Regions from separate parts of the Mus musculus genome. Here region 1 is linked to region 2. The links are chromatin loops, found by intact Hi-C in ENCODE. Cell type or tissue: left cerebral cortex. All regions are shown on one strand. Links, peaks and the distances in the headings refer to the core of each region. The heading gives the core; the rest is flanking DNA. Region 1 overlaps Gm14488 (a long non-coding RNA gene). Region 2 overlaps Cstad (CSA-conditional, T cell activation-dependent protein).

Region 1 (15,837 bases), core at 2,493-10,492, 95 kb after region 2:
AAAGGGATTCATGGGATTATGCAGTCTCTGGGCAGGACCTTGACCCCAGTGTGCCTCGCTAGGGTTCATGGGGCCTGGGTCTGAGCATGCAGCCTTCCTCTTGGCCACAGTGTGTGAGAAATCTCAACACTGAAAAACCCCCAGGCTTGGCATGGAAGTCCACTGCACACACAGGGCACGAGTGTCCATCCCTGGCACTGCAAAAGAAAGACTAAAATAATCTGGACCTGAGGTGGCTCCGTAGTTAAGAACACACCGCTCTCTTGGCTCTCTTGCAGAGGGTCTCACAACAGCCTGTAACAGCCACTCGGGGAAGCCTGTGCCCTCTTTGGGGCAGGAAGGACACCTGTGCTCACATGCACATAGTCACACACAGACACATACATACACGTAATTTAAAGTGTCTAAAAATGAGATTAAAAACAGAACTTCAAACTCTTCCCCACTGGTTCTCAGTTCGTTTGCTGAGAGCCTGTACTCCACATGTTAGCCTGCACCCTACCTCGCCTTTGATTACCTTCCCAGACTGGGTACTCACTACCTACAAGGCTGCCCAGCCTTTTTAAACTCTGCCATCTCTGGTTCTGTCTTGAAAGCAACAACCATTAAATCAGTCTCTCCCCCTGGACCACTGACCAACTGCTCTCCCTGGAACAGGACAGAGTGTAGGCTCCCGGTGGGGGGTGGGGGGCTAGCGGGGGCGGGGATGGGGGTGGGGGAGCTGGTGACAGAGCACTGCTGAGAAGCCCAGGCAGCTAGGCCCTAGCTTGGCTTGCCCCTCCTGCTGGCTCGCCTACAGGATCTCTTCTCACCAGAACAGCAGCTGAGAAAGACAAAGATTTGCCCAAAGCAAACACATCAAGCCCTTCCACAAACACATGTCCCCCTAGACCAGGGCTCCAGAGACCACGGGGAGGAGAGACTTGGATAAGGCTGCTGCGGCAGAGCCTACGTGGAGAGCCCTCTGTGTCTGATTGGTTTTTTTTAGTTTATCCTTTGACAATCTCATAAGTATATATTCCGGTAACACTCATGGCCCGACTCGCTCTTTTTTCCCATCAACCCCTGACCTTCCTATCATCTCACCAAGTCACCCTTTCAATTTCCATGTCTCTTAAAGAAAGAAAGAAAGGAAGAAAGAAAGAAAGAAAGAAAGAAAGAAAGAAAGAAAGAAAGAAAGAGAAAACTGTATTTTACAAAATTATTTATTTTTATTTATTTTGGGTTTTTCTTTTCTCTCAGCAGCTCTCCACACAGGAGTTCCCTGGCTCCCTGAGCCCCTCCCACATCCCAGAGCCCCTCCCACATCCCAGAGCCCCTCCCACATCCCAGAGCCCCTCCCACATCTGGCAGAATGTTTTAGGATTTGGGGGGTTTTGTTTGTTTGTTTGTTTTTGACACAGGATTCCCCTGTGAAGTTCTGGATGTCCTGGAACTCTATAGACCAGGCTGGCCTTGAACTCATAGAGATCTGCTTGCTTCTACCTCCTGAGTGCTGGGATTAAAGGCATGCACCACCACTGCCCAGTCAGGCTCAGTCTTAAACTGACCCTATGCAAGCAACGGGGAATTCATAAATGCTCCATGTCCCTAAAATAGTATTTCTTTCTTTTTTTTTCTTTTTTCTTTTTTTTTGGTTTTTTTTGAGACAGGGTTTCTCTATATAGCCCTGGCTGTCCTGGAACTCACTTTGTAGACCAGGCTGGCCTCGAACTCAGAAATTAGCTTGCCTCTGCCTCCCGAGTGCTGGGATTAAAGGCGTGCGCCACCATGCCCGACTTTAAAATAGTATTTCAAAAGCCAGACATAGTGGTGTACAACTTTAATCCTAGCACTCAGAAGGCAGAGACAGGACAGATCTCTGAGTTCAAAACTAGCCTGGTCTACATAGTGAGTTCCAGGATATCTCAAAACAAAACAAAACAAAACAAGGCGGGCAGTGGTGGCGCATGCCTTTAATCCCAGCACTCGGGAGGCAGAGGCAAGCAGATTTCTGAGTTCGAGGCCAGCCTGGTCCACAAAGTGAGTTCCAGGACAGCCAGGGCTATACAGAGAAATCCTCTCTCGGAAAAAAAAAATAAAATAAAATAAACCATTGAGTATTTGAAGGACCTTCCCCCCACCCCACCCCCATCCCCTATAATCTGGTCCTTCCATCCTCTCCACCTAGTGGAAAGGGAGGCTTCTGGAGCCTGGGTGGAGTATGGTAGTGTCACCTGTTCTCAGCATGGTGCAGCCATGAATCTCTACCTCTGTTCACCGCAGACAGAAGCTTCTTTGACTAAGGCGGCCTGAGTCTATCAATGCAAATATAAATATCCAGGAGGCAGTTTGATAACATACCCATTCTGCAACGCAAAGGTAGTAAGTTTACCCCTGCTACCTATGGTCTCCCACCATGACTGGGTCCACAGCATCCTCCAAAGCCGGCCTCAGAGCTAAACAAGGAGCGGCTGGTTACAGCCTTAACAGAAATGCCACAGTTGCACCGGTCAGCAGCTCTTGCTTGGGAAGCTGGTATAGTGGCATTCATGATCCAACTCTAGCTGGCTTTCCTTCCCCCACCCCCCACTCCCACCCACCCCCACCCCCACTGTCTACATAGCAACTTCCAGCTCCTTGAAAAGCTATGTTTCTTGAGGCTGGGATAAAAATGCTTAGCTCTGGTAATTGCTAGAGGTCCCTGGACAGTTAGGGCAGGGACAGTGGCCCCTCCCTGATCCTAGGCAGGGGTAGGCATTGAGGGAGGAAACAGCATGACTGCAGTCTATTCTCACCAGCCTGCTTCTTCCTCCACTGTGAGCCTAGTCTAGTGCATTACTTTGCTTCCTCAGGCCTCAGTATCCCCATCTGAAGAGCACAGTGACAGTCTCCCCTCAGCTGGTCCTCCACATCATTGGCTATCTAACGGATTACTTTGTTTTTTTAAAGATTTATTTGTTTTATGTATAAGAGTACACTATAGCTGTACAGATGGTTGTGAGCCTTCATGTGGTTGTTGGGAATTTTTAGGACTTCTGCTTGCTCCTGTCAGCTCCGCTCGCTCAGTCTCTGCTCGCTCAGTCCTGTCTGCACCCCAAGTGCTTGAATTACAAGTGTGTGCCACCAGCTTGGTTTATTTGGTGCTATGGACCAGGCCTTCTGCATGTTCTATCTGCAGAGCTAGACTCCCAGCCCTTCCCCATGTTAAATAATTAAGTTGCCCTCCCATCTGGCCATTTCCAACCCTGGAGCCCATGGTTATCTTCCAGGTCTGCGTTTTGTGTGTACAGGGCCCCATGCAAAGCCATTCACACCCTATGGATCACCGACCCCTCGCACTCACCTCAAAAAGAAGTGCCCTAGCCAGGCCTGGTGGTGAACGCCTTTAATCCCAGCACTCAGGAGGCAGAGACCGGAGAATTTCTGAGTTCAAGGCCAGCCTGGTCTACAAAGTGAGTTCCAGGACAGCCAGGGCTATACAGAGAAACCCTGTTTCAAAAAACAAGAAGAAGAAGAAGAAGAAGAGGAAGAGGAAGAGGAAGAGGAAGAGGAAGAGGAAGAGGAAGAGGAAGAAGAAGTGCCCTAACAGATACATCAGAGCACTGGAGACTCTTGTCATTAGCCAGGCTTCCCCACCCAGTAGCATGGAAACTGCAAGGGAAGGCTGGCTCTCCCAAGAGCTCATGGGCAATCGATTTCCTCTGTTCCCTCTGCCAACCTCCTGCTTCCACCTTCTGAGTGTGGGGCTTATAGACAGGTACCACCATACCTGGTTTAACATGGTGCTAGGGATGGTCTCTTTTACCTCAAGATGGCCTTGACCTTGCTACATAGATGAAGATGACCTCACAGTGTTCTTGAATAAGCTAGATGCATCCATGTAGGGAGTCCTTTGGAGAAGGGCTGGGTCCCAGATGCAAAGAGCCCTTTTTCTGGAATCTGGTTCAAGGAATCTCAACCTTTCCTGTGCTTGACAGGCACCCAAGTGTGCTGCTGAACCTGGCCCAGCCCTCGGGAAGCCTGGCTGAGAAAGGCAGGAGCCCAGGCCATCCCATTGGCAAAACCCTTTGCCTGCCTTGTACGGTGCACACAGAAGGGAGGGCTGGAGTCCTGAATCAGAGTCCCAGTTCTCCAAGGACCACCACCTCGCAGGCACGTGCCTCTACGCTGACTGGAGCTGTATTTTGGGATGTGTGGACACCCATTGTGGGAACCAATAGAAAAGCTGATGGGGGAGGGGTGGGGCACTATGACTCAGAGGATAAGGGTCCTCCTTCAAACAAGACAACCAGTGTTGGATTCCAGGAACCCACATGGTAGGAGAGAACAGACCCCCCCAAGTTGTCCTCTGATCTCCCCACACCTGTCACGACACACGAGCACACACGTACATAAAATACATAGTATCATTATTTTTTTAAAAAAAAGCAAGTCTGGAACAGTGTGGTCACCAACAAAGGCCTCACTGGCTTGTGCCTGGGGACACAAAAGTCTCTGGAAGGGAACACTGCAGATTGTTCTGGTAGCAAAGGCTGAGGTGAGATGTGTCTCTTAGGAGAGGTGCCCCTTGTAATGGGGCCACTTAGCATACTGCTTAGGGGGTCCAAAGTGGGCTTGTGCCTCAGCTTGGTCCTGTCCCCCTGAATGACCAGGGAGTGGTGGATCTTTCTTTCTCTCTCTCTCTCTCTCTCTCTCTCTCTCTCTCTCTCTCTCTCTCTCTTTCTTTCTTTCTTTTTGGTTTTTTGAGACAGGGTTTCTCTGTATAGCCCTGGCTGTCCTGGAACTCACTCTGTAGACCAGGCTGGCCTCGAACTAAGAAATCCACCTGCTTCTGCCTCCCTAGTGCTGGGATTAAAGGCGTGTGCTACCACACCCCTTGAGTGGTGGATTTCTTAAGCTGAACTGCTGGCCCCTGGAAAAGCAGGCCCCACAGAATCCCACAGCCCAGTAGTTCCCCCACAACTCAGGCCACAAACTCGAGTCTGCCCAGGGTCTTCCAGTCCCATCAGATACAGGCCAGCCTTGTGCAGGCTTAGTATGGAGACAGGAGCCTTCTCAATTTTAGCCCTGTTGGATAGAAAACGCTCCGGGCATCCTGGGCAGGCCAAATGCAATTGTAACTATCTGAGCTATCCTGCCTTCTTGACTCTAGAATCCAGGCAGAAAGCAGGGAGACAAGCTTAGAGTGGCCTAGAGCAGGAGACATCACTGGCCTGTGCAGAGTCCCTGACTACCCCAATACATGGTCTTTTGAAAGACCAGCCGGAAGTGAGGGCTCCCAGGGCTGTCTTGGCTTTGAGAATGACTCTCAGATGGTTAAGCTTATTTGGGTCGAGAAGTTGAGGGTGGAAAGAAAAAATGGGAACCCCACCGAAGATAGGACTCCAGTGTTCAGTGTCAAGCTCTAGACAAGCCCCTCCTCCCTCCCCTCCAGAGGAAGTGGAAAGGGCAAGCCCCTGGCCTAAGGCCACACAGCAGGAGAGATTTGGACTCAGCTTTCTCTCTAAATTGCTGCCCTTAACCCCTTCCTAGTCGGCTCTCTACCCTAGGCATAGTTGCTCGCAGAAGGATGTTGATGGGAGGGAAAAAAGGAAAAAGCACCGGGCCGGGTCTTCCCACGCCCCCGTCACCCCGTCCCCTCCGCGGTCGAGCTGGGAGGTCCGCAGCCGCCTCTTGCGCAGCTACCCCCACGATGCTGCTGGAACCCGCCCCGAAACAGCTTTCTCACATCAGGACCCCGGGCGTGGGGACGCCTTCCGACCCACGAGGCCCCGGAGGAAGCGCTCGAGGACCTGTGGGCTGCACAGCGCCCCCTCCCCGCCGGGGCCACTGAACAATCGTTGGGGCGGTAGAGATGAACGAGTGTCGCGCGCCCTGTCCCTAGAGTGGGCGCGCGGGATGTGCGCGTGGGTAGCCCGTTCCGCGCCGCGGGCCTTGCTCGCTCCCTCGCTTGCTTTTTCCTTTTTCTCGTTCCTTTTTTTTTTTTTTTTTCCTGGAGCAGAGCCCGGCGCCAGGAGTCTGGAACCGGCCTGACAAGCTTTTGAGTTATGGGGGAGGGGCGGCGCGCACCCCCGCTGCGAGGCGCGCCCCGATCCGGCGCGAGCCCGGGCGGCGGCGCCAGCGGCCCCGAGAGCTGCGCGAACCAGGCCGGCCCCGGGCGCGGCCGCCCCCGCCGAGCCAGGCATTCCTTTCCGCTGAAGCTTTACCCTGCTCGCAGCGCCCCGGGCAAGCCGCCTGCCGAGCGGGGGCGGAGTCGGCCCCCCTCCACCCCCGGGAGGTTCTTAGGTTCCCCGCTGGTCTCCTTCACCCCAGGCTGGTGGTCCCTCCCACCCTAAGCTGGTCCCCCCCACACCCTAGTGTGGTCTTTTGTCCCTGCCTAGTTCCTCCCACCCCCAGCTGGTGCCTTCCCAGAGAATGGATCCCTGTACACTCTTCTATCCTAGCTCGTCCCCTTCACACCCTGTGGTCATCTCCCCACAGGTTGGAACCCCTCCCCCACCTCAATGTGGTTTCTTCTATCCTGGCCTGGTACCCTCCAGTCCCTGGCTGGCCTTTCCCTAGGCATTACTGCTTCCTCCAGCCAGAGAGAGAGAGAGACACAGACAGAGAAAGAGAGAGAGACTGGTGAATCCCTTTTAATGGCCTAGAGAGCCCTTCCTTCTGCTGGCAGTTGGTGCCCAGTGAACATTTCCCAAACTCTCCTTTTTCTCCTTTTTTCTTTTCTCCATTGTCCTTGGGTCTGATGGCACACAGGGCCTACAGAGTAGAGTGACTGGGCCACTAGCTGATCCGACTCAGGTCTCTGTAGCCAAAGCCTAGCTTGGGTGGGCGAGAAGTGCTTAGACTTGTGATTTACCAGAGGGAGAACTAGAGCCTTCCCGCAGCAGCCAGGATGCAGAACCTTTGGACCTCTGTGTTGGTTCTGTGCATAAGAATCTCCTATGTGCTAGCAGGGATCAGGGCTGGTCTCCCCATCAAGCCACCATGTCCCATACTCCTCTTCTCCCTTAGGGTACCCAGCCAGGCCCCGACCACCATCCCCTCCAGCCCAGTAGTAACTGTGCAGTACCTTCTGGCCTGTCACCAAGTCAGACCCATCTCTGTATAGCATGTGGACTTTCCCCTTAGGGGCTCTGGGCTCTGCCCTTGTGCAGGCAGGCTCTCTTAGAGCCTTGAAGGTAGCCTGAGATAGCTTAGTAACAGATCTGGCCTCCCTATATAAAGTTTCTAGAGACCCAGCTGGTCCAGACAGCATAAGGCCTACCCAGAGGTGAGCTTTCAGCATGGGGCCACTTGTTCATTCTTACGGAGAGGCTTACCAGGCCCCACAAGCCCCACTCCCAGTGACCCCTGACTGTAACTTCAAGAATGCAGGGCCTGTTCTGGGGCTGAGCAGCTTGGCCCCTCCCCGGTCTCCTGCCAAGCAAAGTGGAAATCAAGCCAGAACCAGCTGCTTAGTAGAAATTTCCAGTCTTCTTGGCATAGCTGGAAGAAGGGTTTGCTTGGGTGCACCTTGGAGGTGTAGCTGAGCAGGCTTAGTGGGGCTGAGGAGTAGAGGGACCCCCAGATGTTCCAGAAGCTGGCTTCCAACCCCCCAAGCAGCTGGGACATGGGACAAAGGCTGTTATCCTCTGTAACCAGGGGAAGCTCTCTGCTGTTCTGTTGGCCCTTCTCCTGGGAGTCCATCAAAGACAAAGGCAAGAACAACAGTGTAGAAGTCAGGCTGCAAGATCTGCCCAGAAGCACCCAGCACCACACTTTTTCTGGGAGAAAACTGTTTGCCCTAGTGACGGCCCACTTGCTGGGCCACATGGCTTCCCAGGGGCAAGTCTTGTTACTTCCTTGGTCACCAAGAAGAGCAGGGGCTTGAATTGAGGGTTCTTGGGACATGAGCAGAATGTTGCTTTCACAAAATTTCACAGGGCTGTGTGGCTGAGCTGAGTTAACTTCTCAGGGACCCTGTTCTGTCTGCCCATGCCCCTCATTTACCTAAGGGAATTAAAGCATCGCAGTAGGAAGAGACTGACTGAGTCCCAGTACTCTCCTGAACTATGTCAGAGGAGACAGTTAAGCATGGAAAGATAGATTGATGGATGGAAGGATGGATGGATGGGTGGGTGGATGGATGGATGGAAGGAAGGAAGGATAGGATAGATGGATGGATGAAAGGCTAGGATGGGTGGGTGGATGGATGGATGGATGGATAGAAGAATGGATGGATGGATGGATGGATGGATGGATGGATGGATGGATGGATAGAAGAATGGATGGATGGATGGATGGATGGATGGATGGATGGATGGATAGAAGAATGGATGGATGGATGGATGGATGGATGGATGGATGGATGGATAGATAGAAGAATGGATGGATGGATAGATGGATGGAAGAGTGGATGGATGGATGGATGGATGGATGGAAGGAAGGATAGGATAGATGGATGGATGAAAGGCTAGGATGGGTGGGTGGGTGGATGGATGGATGGATAGAAGAATGGATGGATGGATGGATGGATGGATGGATGGATGGATGGCTGGAAGAGTGGATGGATGGATGGATGGATAGGATGGGTGATAGGTGGATAGATGGTATGTGGGCGGATAGATGGATTAATGGAAGGGAAGGCAGGTGACTGAAGAGCTGACCCCTGGCCTGACCTAGGCACTTTGTGCTGCCTGCTGAATAGTTGGCTTCAGGCAGTCAGGCTTAGAAGCTGGGGAAATAAGAAAGGGAGCAGTGGCACCTAGACAAGGCTTTGGCCTGCAAGCCTTCCTCAGGAGGGAAACAGCCACTGAGGTGCTTGCCACTCAAGGAGCTTACACCCAGACTGCAAGATGAGGCCATTTTGTGACAACATGGTGGCACCGTGGGGGTACTGTTAAAGATAGGGGCCAGAGTTCAGACATTTCCTGGACTGACTGCCTCAGTTTCTCCATCGGCAAATGAGACCACAGCAGACACTGCACAGATCCGGTAGGACAGCTCATGGTAAGGACCTGTCCAGGATGTTGAGCTGGCCAACTGTGGTCTCTGACCACACTGTGTCACAGACCTATCTGCCAGGTGACTGTGGACAAGGCTCAGTCTCCCGGAAGGGCACAGTTGCGCATGCACACAGTTGCACATGCGCACACTCACGCTCTCCTGACCTGGGCAGCTTTGGCTCTTCTGCAAGATCATGCAGATGTCAGGAAGGCCCAGAAACACATACTCAGACTGTGCACATGGACATACTACCACGGTGCACACTGATGTACACAGAAACATGCCAACAGCACACATATCAGTGTACATGGACACATGCCCACAGCACACAAATCCATGTATAAGGACACACACATATGAACACAGATACCAAGTCCACAGCACACACATGCGTGCACATAGTTATGCTCTCACTGTATAATCAGCAATGCACGCAGACATGTCTCCCTATAGAAATTCTCCATTGCACTTGGCCCCTGGGTATGGACAACTGCCCCAGCACCCTACCTCCTATGTATAGACACAATGCCCCAGCACTCTGACCTCTACACAGGGTCACAGTCCAGGTGCTGGTGCACACAGACACATCTGCACACCACACACGGGCCACACAGAGCCAGGCACACTCGCCTGCAGCACACAGGCACACCCACACTCTGCAGCTCCCCGCACGGCAGCTCACACTCCTGCGCACACTCACACCCTTGCTCCGCTGAGCGCCAACTGTTGGCGCGCGGTGGGGGCGGGGGAGGGTGGCGGGGGATGAAGCCCACGACTCAGCGAGGAAGAGGGGCGCGGGGGTGCGCGGGCGGGCGAGGAGATGACAGCCCGCGGTCCCCCTCGAGTCCCGGCTCATGAATATTAATGCGGCGGTAATTAAAATGCAGGGACGCAGCAGGATGGATGCGGTGCCTCCGGAGCGCTCTGCGGCGCGGGCGGGTGGAGCGGCTCCACGGCCGAGGCCGGGCCGGGGACACCTGCGTCCCGGTCCCCTCCACCCCCGCGCCCTAGGGCGGGCTGCGAGCCAGGCCGCCTTCCCGGAGCCGCCTTCCTGCGCGGCCGCTGATGTCAGAGGCTCAAAACTTTCCGCTTCCCGCCCGGCGGCCTCGGGCCCTGAGTCATCGCCGCCCCCGGAGCCCTGGCCCGAGACGTGTTTGTGCAGAACCAGGCTCCGCTGGCCGCGCCTGACGTCAGGGCCGGGGCCGCCAGGCCGCACAGCTGGGACGATGCCACCCCCGAGGGGGGGCGGCTAGAGGAGAGCGCGCACCTGCGGTTCTAGGTTCAGATGCGACGCTGGCTGCCTGACCTTGGGCAGGGCCTTTTTGTCCCTGGGGGACTCTGACTCCCGGATTTGCTTCATAGCAGATGCTCCACAAGTCTGCACAGCCTTGTGAGGTGCCTTGTCTCCTGCCTCTGACCCCACCCAGTACTCCCGAGGCAGGAGAATTGCTGGGAGTTCAAGAGACAGAGAGAAAGAGGGAGAAGGAAAGAGACAGAGAAAGAAGCAGAGAGAAAAAGGGTGTGTGTGCGTGTGTAAATTTAGTTGAGGTGGGAGCATTTTTAATTCCAGCTCTCTGGGGGCAAGAGGATAGTTGTGTGTTCAAGGCCTGCCAGGGCTGCACAGTGAGTCTCTGTCTCAAAACAAAAACAAACAAAACAGTCAAAATCTAGAGAATAAGTGCCTTAGCCTCAACTGATACATCTACAGCACGACTCCTACAATCTAACACTCAGGGGAAACTGAGGAAGAGCAGAGAGATTGTAAGGGCCAGAGAGCAGGGCCTCTACTGGGGGATTGTGTTTTCTATGAATGAATGACAAGGAAGCTGAACCCATGAAATCTCAACAGTATGCTCACCTAAACAAGACCTTCATGATGACGCCATCATCTGACAGACCAGCACACTAGGAGGCGGGGTCTCACGAGGTCCCACCCCGACAAGGGAGCCACAGACAACCAGTGGCTGCTGAGAAAGGGGAGATTCTCCAAGGGTGAGCCTGCAGATAGCTTATCCAACCCCAGGAGGTCAGAAGTCAGCCGGTTGTGTGGGTTTCAATAATAACTAAAGAAGAGGCCATTAATTTCAGAGTAAAAAAGAAAAAAATTGTAGACTTATGAGCTGATTGTGCAAGCTGGGTAAACAGAGGCTGGAAGGAGAAAGGGACCTGGAACCTGGCCAGCTGTTAAGGGATGACTGCAGTTGGGAGCACTACCGATGACAGGTCTGGGTTCAAGTCATGGCCTCTGCTCCTGCCAGAGGTTCCAACCTAGAAGACTTGCTCGGGAAGACCACGCAGAGAGTGTTCCAGAACCTCCAGTTGGCAGGTTCTCGGGCTGTTTGGCTTTGTCCTGTTGGGACCCAACATACAGAGGGAAAACTAGATTAAAACTAGGCTGTCCTTCTCAGAGGCGGGTGGGGTGGGGTGGGGGTGGGGGGCAGCTGCTGTTCCTCACCTCTGCCTAACATCCTTCCCTGAAGCAGCAAAGCCCCTCACCTGGGCAGTGGCTGGGGCTCCCTGCCCACACTGTGGAAGCTAGTGGACCTTGTAGGCAGCTGCCCCTGACCTCCCCTCCTCTCCGTCTCCCCTCCTCTGCTCCTCCCCTCCCTGCCTCAGCCTTGCTGGAGCTCTTTCAAGTCCTCCGTGCTCCTTTGCCTGGACTCCTCCAGCCTCCAGGCCTTTGCACATGTGCGGGTGTGGTTTTCACTTCTGGAACACTCCTAACCTCACCCTGCTTTTCCAGTTAACTCTTCCAACTCCATCTCTCCTTAGCTCTTCCCTTCATGTGTATCACAGTTAGCATCACCCCACAAACACATAATTCACACATACCACACACACATACACACACACATACCACACACACACACACACAACACACATACCACACACACACACAACACAACACACACACACTCCATCCACATGGCACAGAAGGAGACTCACTTCCCCTCCATCACACAGCCCATTCTGCACACCACAGACCCCAGACACTGGCTCTCAAGTCAGTCAGGCCTCCCATGGCCTCCAGCCTTGTCCCCTGGTGGATCTCCTCTGAGGGCAGAAACCCTGATAGAGGCTTTTCTGGTTCAGAGACTGGCCTCTACTCCCTCAACCTCACAATTATCACTGTCCTGGCCCCATGCTCCATCCATCCAGGAACTATTCTTCCTGTAAACAACCTTTACCCACACTCAGTCACTCATCTGACCCCAACTGCAGCTTAAAGTTACAGCCCTAAGGTAATCTCTGTCTTGAGTCTCAACCTTTTCATCTGTAAAATGGGACAATACTGAAAATTACCTTGTAAAAACACAGCAATGTCATGGTGGGAATCCTGTATGGCCAAAAAAGGTGAGTGAGCTTATGAGAGATGTAGGTGTAACCAGCCCCTACAGACGAGCCACCCCTCCACCCCCACCTCCCACCCCCCAAGCCCCATTCCTTTGAGTACTAAGGCCTCCCTCTCCTTTGGATCAGCAGGAATCCAGCACTCAGATTCAGAACAGGGCACATCCTTTCACATGTAGAGCTGGGAGACACCAAGACTGTAGAAGAGTGGGAAGGTCCGCATCACCCCTCCCTCGCTTAGACCTGAACCATGCATGGAGGGTCTGCAGCAAGGATCCAGTTACCCTCAGTGTACCCAGAGTCAAGCAGAGACAGGAAACAAGGGAATGAGGGCAGTGTGAGGGAAGGCTGCTGGGATGTGACCCAGGAGCCCCCATGCTCATTAATGACCATGTCTGGGAGCGAGGAATGGTGGGTCCACGAGCAGAGTGTGTGCCCAGCACGTACAAAGTCCTGGGTTCTGTCCACGGCACCACATCACACCAGGCAGGCTGGCCTAGGTCTGCAGTTCCAGCTCTCAGGATATGGAGGCAGAAGGACCAGGAATCCAAGGTCATCCTTGGCTGCATAGCAAGTTTAAAGTTAGCCTGGGCTACATGAGATTCTGACTCAAAAAATGAAAACAAAAGAAAACGAAAGATTTGGGGAGTAAGAATCCCTTGAGCGTGTTAGGTATGGACCTGTGAAAATCTTGAAATTTTCTTTATCAGTTCCATTCCCTGTCTCAGTACGATGTGCATGCGTTTACCTGGGCAGGAAGCAGGGTGTTTCAGAGCAAACGCAAGGGGAGCAGGGGCAGGAGAGATGGCTCAGTGGTTCGCAGTTGCTGCTCTTCCAGAGGACCTGAGTTCAGTTCCCAGCACCAAAATCAGGCAGCTGACAACTGTCCACAACTCTAGCTCCAAGGGACCCTACACCTCTGGCCTCTGCCTGCATGTGCATACCTGTGTGCGCGCACACACACAAATGTGTTTAAAAACCACAGAGAACTTGGCATTTCCCCTCCTTCTTGTGAGCTCAGACAAGTCTCCATGCCCTGCTGAGGACCTGAGTGGTGTCCCAGTGCTGTTGAGAGGACCTTTAGGTGACAAATATAAATCTTATGGCATGGGAAACCAAGAACCCTGCTCCAATTCCTACCCACCTCACCCCAGAATAACTAGCCTCGGCGCCCCCCCAAACCTTTAGCTTTGTATCTCTGAACCTCAGGACCTGATAGCCAAGGCAAGTCCTGGATTTGGTAGGCTAACACCAACACAGGCGGGACCTGTGACAAAGTGAAAGCAGCTCAGGCTAGACCTGTGACAGAGTGATAGCTGCTCAGGCTAGACCTGAGACAGAAAGGCAGGACAGTTTGGTGGTCTGACCAGGTACTCAGGTCCAACTTCTCAGTTGGATTTGGGGAACTCGTCTGAGTGGAGATGACATTCTTCAACCACGTGGTTAACTTGACTGATAAGCTGAGAACACAGGCAGGTGGACCAAAGCCCTTGTGTCCATTCTGACATGACAGCCAAGTGCTGGCGTTGTCCTCACAACCCAGGAAGCACCCAGGGCTCAATGAGTTGTGACAGATGAAGAGCCTGGTGGACAGCGACCCTTTGAAGCCACACTGCTATGCTAAGGAGGTGGCAGGATCTGCACTTGGCCCACCCTGAAGCTGGGTGTTCTAACCACCAGGCTTCCCTGCCTTGTCTCCTTGGCAGTGAAGCAGGGTGCACTTCATAGAGAAGCCTGGGAGAATGATTGGAGGTAGGTGCTAGCTGCAGGTCAGGCCATCAGAGGAACTGTCTGAAGGTCACAAATCACAGCACCCCCAGCCCCATGTTAACTGGGAAGAATCTCAAATGATCACCCACCCTTCTGGCCAGTCCTATACAAAGCAAAGCTTCCACTAGAGAGGTTGAGACATTTGCCCAAAGACCCACAGCAAGATATTGCCCCCTCGGTCTGTAGCTAGAAGGAGGGAGGTGGACCACCTGGGTTCTGATCTGGGTCTGTGACTCGCCTTTTGTGTCAAAGAACCTTTGTGCGTAGTGTCCTTGTCCTGGAGAATGGAAACATGAGGTCCCTTTATAAAGGGGGCTGTGCGGGAGGCAGTGCTGATGAAGACTAGAGAGCCCAGGGGCCTGCTGAGATCCAGAGATCCCCTCCAGCACCCAGTGGTCCTCCATGATGCTGGGCATTCTGCTGAGACCCAGAGGAGCAGCTGCAAGCTTGGCTGCCGGGCAGCTTTCCTGCTGCACACTGGCCACGGGGGGAAGCTAGCTGGCCACCGGATACTCCGCAGATAACCAGCTCCTGCTGTGTGATTTCTGCTGGGCTGGGAGTGGGGGTGGGGATCAGGGACGCCCCACCCCCAGGAGGTGAGGGGCAGAAAACAGGACTCCAAGCCAAGCAAGTGGAGAGTGCAAAGACCCAGCGCAGAAAGGAACAGAATGTGCCCTACCTAATCAGAGCTGGGGCCAATGGCTGGAGCCCAGAGCCACAGGGGGATGAGACAAAAAGGTGGCATCCAGGGGAAGCTGGCCATCAGTGGGGCACGTTGTGGCAGGGAACTCAACATGGAAGCCAGTTCTGTTGCTGAAGGAAGCAGCAGCCTGGTCTGAGTTCCAGGAAGATTTGCATGGCTGGCTTTAGGGAGGGATACCAGGTGGGCAGGGAATGTGGGAGAGGAGCTCTGGGAGGGGGCAGAGAGGGGTAGGTGCGCACAGCACAGGCCGAAGCAGTGGGAACGGGAACTTTGGGAAGAGTCCGCAATGGCTTAGGGGTGGCGATCTAGCTAGAGTGGGTGTGGCCAGAAGCAAAGGGCAGAAGGAAATTCCAAGAGAGCAGCCCCTGGCTCCAGCGAAGACCACCCCAGCTGCACTTGCAGCCCAGGGCGCTTGGCAGGACCTCTCCACTTAAGACTGGTGGTTCAGAGACCAGCGTGGTCGGAGCCCCGGAGCTCGGGTCTCAGAGGCCCCGAGGGTTGTCTAAACTGCCTCGTGGGCACTCTCAGCACTCAGGTGACCAGCAGATGGCTGTCTGTAGGGGCGTGGCCCCAGCTGACTCTCAGCCTGCAGTGCCCACTCGGTCCTGAGTGTGCACAGCCCGCGGAGGACAAGCAGAGGTGGTAGATAGAGCTGAGGATCCTGGGAGGAAGCTAGCCACCGTGTGCTCCCTTCTGGGCACCAGAAAAACCCGGGAGCTAGAAATACAAACCCAGCCTTGGAGGCCTGTATCTTTCCTAAGGAAGGTGGATTTGTCAGGGTGGAGGGAAGGGATTTGATTTAGCTGCTTGCTAGCCTGATTTATAATTTGTAAACACTCAGGCAGGCCTGTGGGTCTCTGCATATTTCCAAAGTCCAGAGAAGCAGCCTTCTGGACCAGTAGCTGACTAACCCTTTGCTATGCTTCAGTCCTTCCCAGTAGTCCTTTCTTTGTGCTTGCCCCAGGGGTCCTCTGCCATTGGGGGTTCAGTCCCAGCTTATATTCCTGGAGACCACAAGGCTCTCCTCTGTCACTGGTCAACTACAG
Region 2 (15,837 bases), core at 5,242-13,241:
CTCGGCACTTGCTAACATCTTCCTGTGTCTCCATGGTGCATCCTGGGACTCTAGGTGTATACAGATGTGCTGACCTCTCCCAGAGGACCAGCCAGTCTGGAGCCGGGTGGCTACCCTGGCTGCAGGAGAGTGTCCACCAGGATGCTGTGGAGTGTATCCCGTTGGTGGACCTTCGGTGTCTTCAGGTGACCCTCAGTGTATTGATCTGTTCCTGAATCCCCTGCCTCCCACCTCCACACACTAGGTTGCTGTTTTGTATTTATGCACACACATGGAAGGTAAGGCCAGCCTGGTCCTCAGGCCCTGTTTTTGAGACAGGATCTCTCCCTGGGACCTGAAGGTCCACAATTAGGCCCAACTGGTGGGCCTCTCATCTACCCCTAGAATTACAGTAGAATGCTACCAGGCTTGGGTCTCTGATGTTGGTGTTAGGGCTCCAGGTCCAACTCTGGTCTCCGGTGTAGCAAAGGCTTTGCTGGCAGAACCTTGCCCAGGCCCTGAGTTACTCTGTATTGAAGAAACTTGGCCATGTGGTTCCCAGCTCAAACCTCTGGCCTTCACTTCATAAGGTGAAAGGTGGGGGTGGGGAGTTAGAGGTGTACTCTCCACCTGGGGATCACCACAGAAGATGTCAATCTTATTCTGTCCTAAGCTCCCTAAAGTGATCACCTCTGGATACGCGGAAGCCCTCCGAACTTAGTGGGAACCACTTCCACCAGTTCAGGCAGAGCACTATAATTGGGGAAGTGCGGTGGGTCCCCGCACCCCCTCTACTACACCGCCCAGGGCCAGCTCTGGAAACTTTTGAGTGAGTTTCTGGCAGACAGATTGACGACTTGTTGATCCAGGTCAGTCACCTGACCGGGTCACCAGAGCCTGGGAAGGCCCCTGGCAGCTACGACTTCCCTCCCCGGGGCCATGGGCTCCAGCGGCTGGGAGCGAAGGGGTTAAGCGTTTCTGGCGGCCGCCTGCTGTCTGCGGTAGTTCCCCCCTTTCCCGGCTGCTGCTGCAGGGGTTGGTTGGAGAAGAATGTTTGTTATGCGGAGCCGGGAGGGAAGGAGGACCGGAGTAGGGGGGCAATACAGTGGGGGCCGGCAGGCCTTAAGGCCGGGCTCCCCCAGGTTGAGCAATAGCCCCAGGGTTCCAGTAACTTCGACCCCCCACACCCATCCCCCCCATCAGCTCTCCTCACTGCCTCCACCTCGGGCTTTTGAGGCTCCAAAGTTTAGGCTTCTAAGGGAGGCAGAGGCCACCCCAGCAGAATAGGCACAGCCCACCTAGGTGTTGCGGGGCCACAGCCGTGGGCAGGGCCTTGTTGGTTCTCTTGGCTCCGGGCTGCTACCCACGTCGGTGCGCAGAGGTCACCGTCCCCTGCCAGGATGCTCAGAGCCTCCACAGGATAATCTCTACACAGCCCAGGTTCTCAGGAGCAGGGAGGCTCCCGCTGGGCTAACCGTCCCAATTTCCTTCCCTTGAAGGTGTGGAGAATCGCCTAGCACCCTGTTCCTTGCCTCTGGGACAGTGAGGGGAAGCAAGGGAGGCCAGTCGGGCTAACTTAGGAAGTTTCTGGTTTTTTCTTTCCTCCCTTCCTCTGGTATTTCTTTCCAGCCAAGATCTTGTTAGGTACCAAATATTCACCCGCAGGCCAATGGGCCTCAGGCTCATTTCTTTCTCCTAGCCTCATGGCTCTTCTGGTGAGAGTCCTCCTACACTTCGGGGGAGGGGCCGCCCCTCTGTCAACAGCCCAACTCCATCTCCAGTACTTTGAGGCTCACTAGCCTTCGCACCTCCAGCCCAGCCTGAGTTTCCTTATCTGCACAGTGGACTCCAGGAGGTGGGTGCTGGCACTGCCAGAAATGCTAGACCACTTTCCTCTTCTGGCGAGTGGCGGGGGGGGGGGGGGGGGGGGCAGGGATAGGGGTGGATGGAGTTGGGGGATGTGTCTGCTCAGGTGCCCACATCCCTGCAGAAACGCACAGCTGACCTGTCTTTTGGGTCACAAGCCCTCTAGTGCTGAGGTGGAAGTTCCCTTGAGAGTCAAAGCCCTGTGTAGGTCCGGAGGTAGGAAAGAGAGACTTGACTCTGTCGACAAAAAAAGGATGTGTAGCTCAGCGGCCTCTCATACATTTCTCCTGCGGTCAGTTTTCATTTGGCCCTCACTCTATAGACAAGGGATCCTCCTGCCTCTGCCTTCCTAGTGCTGGGATTAAAGGCACAGGTACGAGCCACCAGACTCCAGTTGGGTGCAAGTGTTTTATACGTTTGGTCTACTCTAATCAAACATCACACTGTAGGGGAGGCGTATTACACTACTTGCTTAGAAAACAGAAAGGTTAATGACTCTCCTAAGGTCACACAGCTTGAAGAGACCCTCCAGAGACCCCAGTGCTTGGGTCGCCTTGGGCTTGTGGCTCAGCACAACTCAACCACCCTAGTCACAAAGATGGAGCGAGCACTCCCAGCTCTCACAGAAGCAGAGCCTCCCGGCAGAGGGCATATAGCAGGATGTACAGGGCTCCCTTCACTGCCCCTGCTTCCTTGGGGCTGGGAAAGCCCAGTGGACAGACAGACAGAACACTGACTGGCATTCCCCCCACCCCTCAGTCCTGGGCTGCGCGGCGTCCCCACCTTCTCTGGAGCAGGTTTCCTTTAAGAAACCCAAAGATTGATTTCCTGGCAGGCTGTGTGCGAGGAGCCGTCCAAATGGTTTGCATGTCTGCATTTTTTACTGCTCCGTTTAATATGTATGCAAATGCCGGCCCTGCACCGCCCGGCTGCAGTCACACGCGGAGCCCATTAAAGCGGCCTTCCCGGGTGCGCGCCTCATTCGAGGCGACGGGCTCGGCGACCCTGATAGATGGGGTGCTCGACGGAGACAAATGATGCCTTTGTCATTTCTTTCTCTCCTTTGAGAGCGGGGTGGAGCCTGGGAGCCCACAGAGGAGATTTAAATATATGCAAAATTGTTTACTGGGTTTGGGGTCCAGTGGGGACCAGAACCACACTGGGAGGTAGATGTCCGGTTCCCCAGGGGAAGCTAGTCTGGAGCCTGCATGATGATGTGAGCCTGAGTGAACAGATGCCTCCCAGCAAGGAAGCTCCCCCAAAGCCCCAGCTTTGGGGGCTGTGACTGTATGGGAATAGCATCAGCTAGTCCATGCTAACCTGTGAGGTGGGTCTGGATCCCACTCATTGTGCAGATTAGGAAACTGAGGCCCAGACAGAGCCTTTCACTGGGAAGGGGGTAGTGAAGCAAGTGGGTGGGGTGTTGTGGCTCTGTGTGTCTTGTCTTTGACCTTCACAGTCCTTTCCCAGGTTGCTCTGAGAGTTTGTTCTCAACCAGGGTATGTTGGGGCATGTGTGCTTGTGTGTGACTCTGGCCAGCCTCACCCCACACAAACCTCTTAACCTTTCTCTCCTCTCCCCAGTCAGTCCTTACCTGCCAAATTATGTCATTCTAAGACTGGACTCCCTGTTTCTCAAGTGTCACATAAAGCTAAATCTGGGTTCTCAGAGCTGCGAACCAGAGCCTGGGAAGAGAAGGCTCTGAGCATAGGATGCCTAGAGGATTGTGTCACCGTGTGTGCATATGTGTGTGTGCGTGTGTGTGTGCGCGCGCGCGCGTGTGTGTGTGCACAGTGCACAGGATGTACCTGTTTGAGTAGCATGTGCATGTGTGTGCTATGCATGCAATCATGTGTGTGCTTATGTGCCATTGTGTTGTGAGTGTGCTGCTGTGTCCCTGGGGTGTGACCCTGTCCATCAGCACCCTTGTGTCAGGGTGGAACGTACACATTGCAGGGTGTGTGCGTGCTTGCATGGTGGCTCTGTGTTGTTATTCTGTGTCTCCTGATCAGCCTGACAGGCTGGGAGAGTGGTCTGTGTGTTTCTGTGCATGGCCATGGGCACGCTTGTGTCAGAATGGTGTGTGCCTCTGCGTCAGTGTACCACAGGGTCAGGTCGTGTGCCTGTGGCCATGACAGCAGCTGAGAACGCATCTCCCTGTCCCAGGTGGGGCCTGCCTCCTCTGCTTCAGACTTGCTTGGAGTTCGGAGCTCAGCTGAGCCATAACGGAGGCTCACAAGGAAGAGATCCTGTGAAGCACAGAGGATGTACGTTAAGGAGTTGGGGTGTGGCCAGATATCTGCCTGGGGAATTCTGTACTGGAAGGCTCTCCCAGCTACTCAGGCAATCCTGTGCCTGTCTCCATGGCTTTCAGGAGCATCTCTTGGGTGACCTGGCTCACCACATAGTTTCACTGAGAGCCATCATGAGTTGGTACAGCCAGTGGCCTGCCTTTCAAGTTCAAGGTCAGCCTTAGCGATGGAGAGAGAGAGTTCAAGACCAGCTGGACTACAGGGGAACTGTCTCAAAACAAACAAAAATGAGCTAAGAGGTTAGGAAGATGGCTCAGCAGATAAAAGCATTTGCCAACAACCTGAGTTCCATCCCAGGAACCTATGAAAAGACTGAGGGACAGAACGAACTTCAGAAAGTTGTCCTCTGACCTGCTCATGCACACAGTGGCAGGTATGCATACACACCCCTACACACACACATACACACACACAATTTTTAAAATGTAAACCAGCCAGGAGGTATCACTTCTCACATGTCAAGATGGCCACAGTCAAGAGAAAGAGAACAACAAGTGTTGGCGAGGATGTGAAGAGGATACATTGAATCAATGGTTCAGTCACTATGGCAACAGGATGAAGCATTGACCCGATGGTGCGGTTGCTACGGAAACAGGATTCTGGTTCCCCCCAAAAGAAATAAAAGAAAAGAACTACTGTATGCTTGATCTACTTCTGGATCTCTGCCACCAAAAATTGAACCAGGGTCTCAAAGGACACTCCTATACCCGTTATCCCAGCTACATCATTCACAGTAACCAAGGATGGGAGTGAGATGGAGCCCTCCGTTGCGTGAGCAAACGAGCACACAGCCATGCTGGAATAGGAGTCATTAATGGGAAGAAAGGCTGGTGTGTGGTGTAACCCCGTGAGCTGTGTGGATGGATATTCTGCTCAGGGAACGCCCCAGACATCAGAAGACAAATTCTGGAGCTGGGCACGGTGCTGCACGCTCGCAACCACAGCACTCTGGTGGTGGAGGCAGGATTATTGTTGCAGGTTGGAGGCTAGCCTGGTCTACACAGTGAGCTCCCGTCCAGTCAGTGCTACATAGGAAGATCATTTCAGAAAACTAGTTGGAGGTCACTAGGGGCTAGGGACAGTTTCCATGTTGCGAGAGTCCTGTGGGTGGCTTGTGCTGAGGTTTCTGGTGAGGTAGGGGTTCACTCTCTCTGTAGAAAAGGAGACTGTAGGTGGTATTTCCAGGGGAGGGACCTTCTTCACCGTGCCTTAGTTTCCTTGTGGTGTGGTGGACACAATAGCAGGCCCTTCCTCCTGGGGCCACTGTGAAAGCCTGTGACACTCTGTGATGACCAACAGACCATGTGCTGGCAGTCTCCTGGGCACTGGTGTCCTGACAGTGCTACTTTTCAGGCCTGAGAAAAAGCTTTTGAGAGTTTCTGGTGGAAGAGACCAGAGTCCCAGGGAGCAGGTGACTCTTCTTCCCAGAGGGACACTGAAGAGGAGGGACAGGACAGGACTGCCTCTACTCTACGACTGGAAGGGGTCTGGTTATTCTAGGCCTCGGTCACAGGTGCCAAGCTGAGGCAGGGGGAACTGGACACTTTCTTTGTCTGTGTGGCCTTTGAGACCCAGCTTCCCCAGGCCTATGATCTCTGAAATTAGCTCAGGGCACTCCTTCTAGAGCTTTCTGCAGGCGTCTGAAACCTACAGCACCTACCCAGCAACATTACAGCTGCTCAGGGTGGGTGATCAGCATTTGGAGATCTCTCCCGCCCAATGTGTTCTTTGCAGGACACCTTCCCAAAGCCTTACCTCATTGACCCAGATCAATCAATCTCTCTTTCTATGGTGAGTGTGTGTGTTTGGGGGTGGGTGTCACTGGTGTGTGTGTGTCTGTGTGTGTTTAGGGGTGGGTGTCACTGGACTAATTGATTCTGGGGAAAGCACACACCTGGCTATAAAGTCATCAGGCCAAGCCAGTGACACTGAAAACAACAGGCAGGAAAGTACACACAGACACAAAGACACAGAGAAACACACACAGAGACACACAGAGAGACGCTGAGAAATACAAATATATAGACACAGAGAGACAGAAACAGAGAAATACAGAGAAACAGACACAAATACAGAGACAGACACAAACACAGAGATAGACACAAACACAGAGAAACAGACATGCACCTACATACATACACATATGCATACACTCATACACACATATAGACATGTACAGATACACAGATATGCACATAACTATACATTTATTTTCAAACATATACATACATACACACAGAAATATGTGTATACAGACACTCAGACATACACACATGCACATGCACACACCCAAGCACACAAACACAGAAAAATCTCTGGCAAAGACTTCTAGAACCCTCCTGTAGATGTGGACTCCCAAGCCCTCCAAAAATAAAGGAGAGTGGGGTGAGCCTTCTTCCTGTTGGGTGGGGTGGCAAGCAAGTATCCCTACAGGGTCTTCTCTGGAAGCATCAAGGCCCCTATCATTTACTCTGGTAGAAGGACTTGGGGAGGTCACTGCTGCGCTTCTGAGAAGCAGAGCTGATGATTTCCTGGATGAAAAGAAATTTCCATCTCTGTTGTCCGATCACACACACACACACACACACACACACACACACACCTTTTCAGACACCTGTGCGGCTTCCTTAGGTTGAGGACAGCCCGGAGTGCAGGCCTACGCCTACCTGGCAGTCCCAGACTCCACCCATCTGACTGACACCACCAGGGCCTTTCTGGAGGAACTTGGTCCAGTGAGGAGGTAGATTTGCACCGGATCTGTGTGCGAGTGCTGGCTCACGGGGCCTTCACAGCCCTGCTCTGCAGCTTTGGAGACATGTCATGAATGAGTGGCAGATCTGGTTACCAGTATTTTCCAGTCTTCCTTGGTACTCAAAGACACCCTTAGGGGGTGGGGAAGGAGTGCTTGCCTAGCATATACAAAGCCCTGCGACAGATCCTCAGCACCATACAAACCAGCTTGATGCTTGTCTCTAATCCCAGCACTTGGAGGTCTCGACCCTAAATTCAAGGTCATCCTTAGCTATAGAGTGAGTTTAAGACCATTCTTAGTCACGTTAGACATTGTCTAAAAAAAAACAAAACAAGCTGGGGGCGTGGTGGCGCTCATTTTTAATCCCAGTAGGCAGAGGCCAGCAGATCTCTGTGAGTTCAAGGCCAGCCTGGTCTACAGAGTGAGTCCAGGACAGCCAGGGCTACACAGAGAAACCTTTCTTGAAAGAAACAGAGAAACCAAAACAGCCCTGGAGTAGCATCAAGAATGATCCAGAGCAGGAAGAGGTGGGGAGGTGGGAGACACTGGAGCCATGGCTCGGTCTGTAAGGTGCTGGCCTTGTAAACAGAATGACCTGAGTCTTGATCCCCAGCAGCCTGGGAGGGTGCAGTGGTACAGGGCACTGGGCAACGGGAGACAGTGGGACACTGGGGCTTGCTGGCCAGCCAGCCTGGGCCACCACTGAGCTCTAATGAGGGGACATTGCCTCAAAAAGTGACTGAGAAATGCACTCAGTGTCGACCTCCTACCTCTACATGTGGGTATGCATATGTGCAGGCGAACTCCCCTGTGAGTCTCCTCATGTTTGTTGACCTGACGACATCTGGAATTAACCAAAATCCAAACAGTGGGTATACCTTGAAGGATATTTTTCTTGATTAAACCATTTGAACCGGGGAGATTGCTTTTAAGTAACCTTGTGACAGAGGCCTGCAGAGAGGACAAGCTTGCTCTGCCTGGCAAACCCATCCCTTCATGGGCATTAGAGCCTAGCCTACTTCTTCAGGATTCTGGCATACACTGAAGACCAGCCTAGACACGAGCCTTGTGGTCTGAACAACTACTGGGTTCTTGGACCTTCGTTGGTAGGCAACCATTGTTGGACTAGCTGGATCACAAACTCTAAGCCATTCTAAAATAATCACCTATATATCTAGATATATAGATATTCAAAGGACACATACACACACATGTATACGCAAGCACACATATATGTATACATTTGAATATATATAGCTATTCGAAGGACACAAGTGTAGGAGGGGGTTGGGGAGGTTTATATGTCGTTGGGGCTCTAGAGCAGAGTTTCTCAACCTGTGGGTCGTGACCCCTTTGAAAATCTCTATCTTAAAAATATTTACATTACAATTCATAACACTAGGAAAATTAGGACATAGCAATGAAAATGATTTTGCAGCTGGGGGGTCACATGAGGAACTGTATTAAAGGGTCAAAACATTAGGAAGGTTGAGAACCATAGCTGTAAGGAACCCTGACCAATATACCCCACAAACATATGTACATAGGAACATGTGTCAAACAGTACACACAAATAAAACAAGCCGGGAGAAAGCCAGAGTCCACGATACAGTGAGCTCACAGCTTCATGGAGAGTGGGCCCTTGCAGGCATCATCGCCCAGGAGCCTGGGTTCAGGTCCTCGCAGCCATCAGGGTCAGAGCAGGTGTGGGGGGAGGGCTCTGGCAAGAGGGATGTCCTGAGCCTGCTCCTGGCCCAGGCCAGTTACAGGGTAGCCTCAAGGGTCTCCTGAGGTGGTGCCAGCAAAAGGAACCCACAGCCGGCCTCCAGCTCCCCAGTACTGCGATTACGGATGTGTTCTACCTCTACCCCATGTCCCATCCCTGATTTTTTATACTACCTGAGGTTCAAATCCTGTATGCCCGGCAAGCAGGCCACCAACTGAGCCACACCCCCAATTCTGTGTTCTCTCCCCTCCCTCCTTTCAGTTCTTTCTTGCTCCCTCTTTCCTTTTCTGCCCCACTCTATAGCCCAGGCTAGACTCAAACTCTCCTGCCTCAGACTCCGGAATGTTGGGATCACCAGAGCTAGCCTGATGTACAGTGTGTCACCTGGACATGATGACTAGACACTTAGGATCCTTGTACTCAGGAGGTAGAGGCAGGAGGATTGTGAATTCCTGGTCAGCCTGTGCCACTCAAAATAACCTTGTCAAAAATAATAATAGTAAAAATAAAGGAAGGACTTAGGATATGGTTTAGTGGTAGAGCCCTTTCCTAGTCCATGCAAGGTCTTGGGATTGAGCGCCCCTCCTACCCACTCCCCCCCCACCCACCCCCACCCTGCTCCAAGCACCAAAAATCCCCAAACCAATCTGTGAACCAATGTGCTTAACAAAATACTTGTCAGAGGGCCTGAGAACTGCCTCACCTGTCTCCTGACAGATACAGCGGGGAGGTAGCTTCTAGTCCTACCCGCCCCCCAGAGGGGGAAACTGAGGCTCTGTGAGCTGAGGAGCTGGTCTGGGCCTGGGGAACTAGCTGTGGCGCTGGCTGCAGGCAGACCCTCAGGTCCCAGCTGCCTCCCCTTGCCACTGCCTTCCCAGCCCCAGAATCCTGGCCTCTAGAGGAAGATTCCCGCGGTCCCGGTTGGGGGTGCCAGACAGCCGCGACGGCAGCGTGTTTTTTTAAATCCTCTTCTCACTGACTTATGATTATTCTTCTTTAAGGCAGGGAAGAAATCCAGAGCGTGGCAGCTGGTCACCTCGGGGTGGCGGCCCCTCCTCGTCTGCGGACCTGCAGAGGAGACCGGAAGCTGGAGGCTTGGAGCGGGAGGAGGAACTGAAGGGGAGGATGGAGAAAGGGAGGAAAAGGAAGGGATGAGAGGCGCGTGGAGGAGAACGGAGAGGAAGATGGAGGGGGAGCGCACAGAAAAGACCCCCCCCCCCCAGCTCCTCTAGCAGATCGAAGAGCAGGAGACACACAGATGAATAATTTACCAGGGAAATGCAAAAAGAATTTAGAAACTGCATTTATAAATATTTATTTTCGCAACGCCCCCCCACGTCTCCCTGTTAGCCCTTGTCGGTGTGTGTGGGGGGGGTCTCTTCCTCTACCCCTCAATTTCTCTGGCTTTTCTTCTGGTCTGGGCCTGGCTCCCTCCTGTCTCCCTCCCCAAATCTCTGCCTATCTTTCTCCTTTCTCACACTCCTGCTCCCACCGGTCTGTGTACCCGATACCGTTCCCACCCCTGACTTCATTCCACTCATCTGTTTGGGTGTGGGTGGGGAGGGGTGTTCTTTTTCCTATGAACCCCTCTTCTTTGTCCCCATTTCTTTCTGCTTCAGAGTCTTGCCTCCCTGTGGGCCGGTCTTTGTGTATGTCCCTCCTTCTCCCCCTCCCTCCCTGTCAGTTTCGGACCTTGCTGCCTCTGCCATCCCTTTGACCCCCTTTTTGTCTTGGGTCAGGATCCATAAGGACTGAGAAGCCCTGAGAGCGGGGGTGTGTGGGTGATGTCCACGGCCTTACCCTTTCCTCCCATAGGCACCTGTGTGAGATTTCAGAGCCGGGGACAAGGAAGGGACCCTGTGAGGGTAATCTGGTACTCCTTGGTCAATGAATCAGCCACCATCAGCAGGAGATGGGAAGTCAGGATGTAGGTGGCTCAGGGCCAGCTGGGGAGCTGGGAGGGCTCATACAGAGAGCTTGGGGAACAGCCATTGAACAGACCTAGCAATGTTCTCACTCTGTGCTTCTCTCTGAGGAGAGGACCCTGGACTTGCATGGCAACACAGTCCTGGGAGGAGGGAAGGGAGGTGAATAAAGCCTTCTTGCTCCAGGGCTGGGGAAACCAAGTCCTGCTTCGATGCGGGGGGTTGCTTGCCTAGAGCTGACGTGGGACACCAGCACCTTGCCTTCAGCTATTTGGGGCCTGACACCTGTGCCAAAGAAAGCTGGGACTCAAGGAGGACTGTGGGTGACACCCATCTGTGGTCCAGGCACAGCATGGCCAGGGTCCACCTGAGACCTTTTCTCAAAACAAACAACGGGACCTTTTCCTTTTGGGTTGAGATAAGAGAGTCTCATAATATAGCTCAGGTTGTCCCAGAACCCTCTTGTGTAGCTCAGGCTGACCTAGAACCTGTGACCTTCCTGCCTAAGCACCTTTCAACTTTTAAGAAAGAACCACGGCTCTCAGGAAGCAGCAGTTAAATAGTGTGTTATGGACACTCAGGAGCCGAGGGGTTCGTTCTAGGCCAGTCTGAGCTACATAAGGAGTCTCCGTGGAGAGGAGAGGAGAGGAGGGGAGGGGAGGGGAGGGGAGGGGAGGGGAGGGGAGGGGAGAGAGAGAGAGAGAGAGAGAGAGAGAGAGAGAGAGAGAGAGAGAGAGAGAAAGGGGCTCCAAGGGAAACCTAGAACCCAAGTTCAGGAGGCTCTGCCTGAGGAGTATGGCAGCAAGGACCTGGGAGGTTCCACCCACCACCCTGGCAAGCCTCCCAAACAACGGTGACTGTCAACGGTGGCTCTCAATGTTCCTTAGTTAGACTCCTTTGGCTTTAGCCTTGACTCCTTGGTCCCTCAGGCCTTCTCTGAGTCCTTAGTGTCTCCTCTGCTGACCCTAGGGGTTGGGGACAGGCCTGCTGCCTTGCTGCATGGCCACACACAGTCTCCATCCAAGGGCCTGTGTCTAGCACACCCACGCAGGATAACGAAGCTGCCCCTCCTGAAGGATGCTGCCATTTGCTGAGCCACTTCGCGGGTAAGCAGGTCTGAAACTAGCCAAGTCCCTGCAGGGGTCCCTAACCACCATCTCTGGGCCTTGCTTCTTGGTCTATAAAATGGGGGTGCCATTCTCAGATTCCACAGGCTGGAGTGAGTGGTCTTCATAGGGGAGTCCCAGTTTTCCCAGTCCAGAGGTCTCCATCTTGAGTCCTGACTGTGGCTGCTTGGGCCAGGGGGCATTGCAGAGTGGGTTTGCACATCACTTCCACAGAGACCAGGGAACATGAGGTGGACTCTCCCCATTCCTCTGCAACCTTTTCCCCTCCCCCTGCATCCCATCAACTCTTGCAGGGAAGGGCAGATCCCAGGAGTCAGAAATCCATTGCCACCATCAGGACCAGGGAATCTGGGTCTTTGCGAGACAGGCGCCTCTTTGTTCCAGCCTGAGTGGCAGGAAGGGGAGCTTGTCCCCACCAGGGCAGAGCCTGATCAGAGCCTAGGCAGCAGGTGACATGAGCAATGTCTAGGTTGCCCTGTGGTGCTAGAGAGAAGTGGACCCCAGGGCTGTAGGCAGACCCTCTAAGCCAGAGGCCTTCCGGCAGTGTGGTGGTCACGCCCACCTTGGCACCACAGTGCCCTTGCATCCACATTGCATCCTCTCCTGTCACCTCCTACAGTCTGCAGCCAGGGAATTCTACATCTCCCATCTCTAGGCACGGCACCCCGCCCACCCTTCTCCCTCTCATGCCTGGAGCCTCGGTTCTTCTGGGTAGGCTTGGAGATAGCCCCAACAAGATGCCTGCCCTTCTCATCCTGACTCTTGTCCATCCTAGCAGCCTTCTTTCTCCATTTCCTAGACCCAGGTACTTTCCAGGCCGCTGGGCATTTCCCTGTGCTGTGCACTGGCCTGGGATGTTCTCCCAACCGGATGAGCTGCTCAGCTGCCTGTCCTCAGTCCAGCTGAGCATCCTGGAAGCATTGTCAGGGTTACTCATCCAACTAGAAGGAAGAGGGACACCGGAGCTTGGATCAGAGTCTGGGGGCAGGGGAGAAAGGTGTCTGGCTCCATTCCAGCAGGACTGAGCTTTCGTTCTCTAGAACCACACTACTCTAGGATCCACTCACCTCCCTCTTCAGTGTGGTACTGTCTTCTGCACACTTACTTTGACATCACACAGACATGTGTCCACATCCCAGCTGTGTGCCCTTGCCTCAGAACCTCAGTTTTCCTGTCTGTTAACTGGGAGAACAGCAGCATACCCACAGCTGCTGTAAGGCCCAAGTGAGGCATTGCCTGGTCTGGGCATTGATGGAGCAATGTTCATGATTCGGTTTCCGATTGCCCACCCTGGGTCGCTGTCACCTCTCGCATGTGTCTGGGAGGCTACTCCACCCTCAGGAGCTAACATTTCTCACTCACATTCAAAACTCTTTATCCCCCATGAGGACCTGCCTATTCTGGGCAAATGTCTCACCTTTCATGGGTACTGCCTCCTTCAGCTGCAGGGGGTGCTAACACAGCCCCCACCCTGAGGGTTCTCCCACAAGGTCCAGTGGTCCTTAGCAACTGCTGGGCACAGGAGACTGCCTGGTGTTAATCTTTTTTGAGGGCTGTTCCAGCATGCAATATGGTACGCAACTCAGACCCTGAGCCAAGAGTGGATCCATAATGGCTTTCACCTCCCAGTCTCTAGACTGTCACTCTATGTTATAAAGAAAGGAAAACACTAACCTGGGCTGGCTTAGAACTCATTCAGGAGTCTAGAGTAACCTCTAACTCTTGACAAGCCTCCTGCCTTAGCCTCCTGAATCAGTGATTAATTGGAGCTGGGTAACAGCCCATTTGCTAAAGTGCTTCCCAACATGCAAGAGGCCCTAGGTTCAAACCCCAGCACCCTATAAAATAAGCATAGTGACACACACCTTTAATCTAAGGCTAGCCTGGGACACATACATTAATGTTTTCCTCCACTTGCAAAAATAACACATGTTAATCATGGATACTTTTAAAATGAAGACAAACAAAAGAGAAACTTTAGTTTTTATTCTTTATTGTGTACATGGTGTGTGTGTGCGTGCTTGTCAGAGGTCAGGTGTGTGTAGCGGGTTCTCTCCTTTCACCATTGGGGCTCAGGGGCAGACCTGAGGTCATTAAGCTTTGCAGACGATCAACTTCACTTGCTCAACCATCTCCCACCCCCACAAGAACCTTCAGGGGGCCCTTACTGCCTCCACCATCCGTGGCTATCAGGGTTCTTGCTTCTGCTGCTCCAGGCTCCCAGTGTCCTGCAGCCAAACTCTTCCATCCTGAAAGCCCACCACCCCTACCCCTTGCTATCTTGGTGTTCTGGCTAACACCTCTGAACTGCACGATCCCACCTCCAGGCTTCTCAGACACAGGGCAGTTTGAAGAGCCCCAGGGCGCCCCACTGGGCAAATGCTGCCTCACTCAAGGCAATCCTTGATTACTAAAGTTTCAATGACAGCATCTCAGGGTTTCAACAGTTCCATGGCTGAGTCTATAGCCCTCAGCAGGTGTTTCCCTGGAGCCAACCGCAAGGGCTTTTCTTGGTGGCTTTTCCACAACTGTTCTCAGAACGTCTTAGCTGATGGGGGGGGGCACTGAGAGGCTGAATGGGGGGGTCATTCTTTCAAAGACCCCCCAACTCTTAGCCTAGGCAACCCCTTCCCTCTACGTGTGTCTGGCTGGCCCATAATTTATGTGGTTGTTTTTGTAAGAATGCCAGACTTTGTAGAGCGGGGGCTGGGGTGGGGATGAGGGGTAGGGGAGTGTCTTATAAGCATCCCAGGTTTGGGGCTCATCTGCCTCTTGCCTGCTACCCCTGGGCAGCAGGACCAGTCTGTCCCAATGATGGATGGTGACACACATTACTGGTCTAGGTGTGTTAGCTTCATTCCACCATAAGGACCTGGAGGAAACCCAGAGAGAGACCAGGAAGGGGAAAGAGATGAAAGAGACCACAGAAGGGCTCAGTTCCAGCCAGAGGAGAAGGCTGAAAAGGCCTGGGGCAGGGGACTTTTCTATTTTGTGTCCCTGTGGCAGGAACCACAGTTGAATGTGTCAGGACCCTTTAGGGGGGAGCCCTTGGTGAGGAACAGAGCTAGGAGGGCAGCGGGCTCTGTTAAAGGCAAGCCTCATGCTTGTACGTTAATTATTAACAGGATTGGGCAAATAAAAGATGGGACACCCGGCTGGGCCTGTCTCAGACTGCTGCCTGAGCAAGCTGCATTTGGTTCCTATCCAGGAGACCCAGCCACAAGTAGGAGGAGTAATGATAAACCCAGGCTGCTACAATAGGAAGGGCACTCAGGAAGGAGGGAAGCCAGCGGAAGGGAGGGGACTCAGAGGAGAGCCACTCTTACATAAGGACAAGTTCCTGGCCTACTTGGACATGTGCTGTGGGCTTCATCTTCAGGGACCACCCGCTTTTGTGCTGTCTTGACTCTTAGGAGCCCAAGATAGAACACTGTGTAGTCCCAAAAAGTACAGCCAGAACACAACCAATAGGGGGATGAGCTGTGGGCAGAGCCGAGGAGAACGTGTGCTCCTACATTTCTAACCACACCTGTGCTAGTTTCATTTCTGTTGCTGCCAGAAAGCTGCTCAGGGAAAAAGGAGTTTATTTAAGCATAGAGTTCTGGGCTACAGTGAATAATAGGTCATCATAGGAAAGTCAAAGTAGGGATTCAAACAACACATCACCATCATATCTGCAGGTGAGAGCAGAGTTAAGTGACCACACTCATACTTACTCACTTCCTTACCTGTGCTCAGCTTGGTTTCTCTGTTCTCAGTTCAGGACACCTTTGCTTAGGGAATGGTGCCGCCCACAGTGGGCAGTCTTTCCACATTAACTCAAATTAAGAAAATCTCCTACTGACAAATTCACTTGGCAACCCAATAGAGACAATCGTTCACTGAGACTCACTCTTCCCTGATGATTCTAGATGATGCTTAGTTGACAATGAAAGCTAAAGCTACTACACTGTCCCAGCTTATACTGGAATAAGGAAGCCTAGAATAGAACCCAGGACTCCATACATGCTAGGCAAGCACTCTACCCCCACCAATGTTTTTTGAAGGCCAAAGGAGAAGATGGTACCTTTGGGGAAGTCATGGCCTAGGCAGAGAAGGAGTAAAATATCATAAGGGCAGCCAGAGAGACAGAAAGAGCAACAGGAGGGTA

The links. Hi-C counts contacts between places; a loop is a spot of excess contacts. Peaks named below come from ENCODE experiments on the same cell type or tissue, not always from the same donor. Only the 100,000 strongest peaks of a DNase experiment are listed, where the experiment ranks them.
Region 1: a loop joins it to region 2, with 2.5 times the contacts of the local background. A loop is called at or near these places in 3 of 42 quality-filtered maps.

What each region holds. Positions count from the first base shown.
Region 1 is chr2:30,702,098-30,717,934 of GRCm38, forward strand. It overlaps Gm14488 (a long non-coding RNA gene), which reads right to left. Exons shown (of 4, transcript XR_866106.3): 3 at 12,271-12,304; 4 at 11,050-11,317. Among named protein-coding and RNA genes, the nearest start is that of Gm14488, 11 kb to the right of the region's middle. In left cerebral cortex, for the core only: a CTCF peak has its summit at 5,768; DNase peaks (open chromatin) are centred at 5,444, 5,999, 6,396, 6,805 and 4 more places; H3K4me3 peaks cover 2,054 bases; H3K27ac peaks cover 5,831 bases.
Region 2 is chr2:30,604,149-30,619,985 of GRCm38, forward strand. Cstad (CSA-conditional, T cell activation-dependent protein) reads left to right here. Exons shown (of 2, transcript NM_030137.2): 2 at 4,012-4,797. The coding sequence ends at 4,321. Among named protein-coding and RNA genes, the nearest start is that of Cstad, 17 kb to the left of the region's middle. In left cerebral cortex, for the core only: a CTCF peak has its summit at 9,573; DNase peaks (open chromatin) are centred at 9,605, 10,163, 11,484 and 12,273; H3K4me3 peaks cover 692 bases; H3K27ac peaks cover 1,405 bases.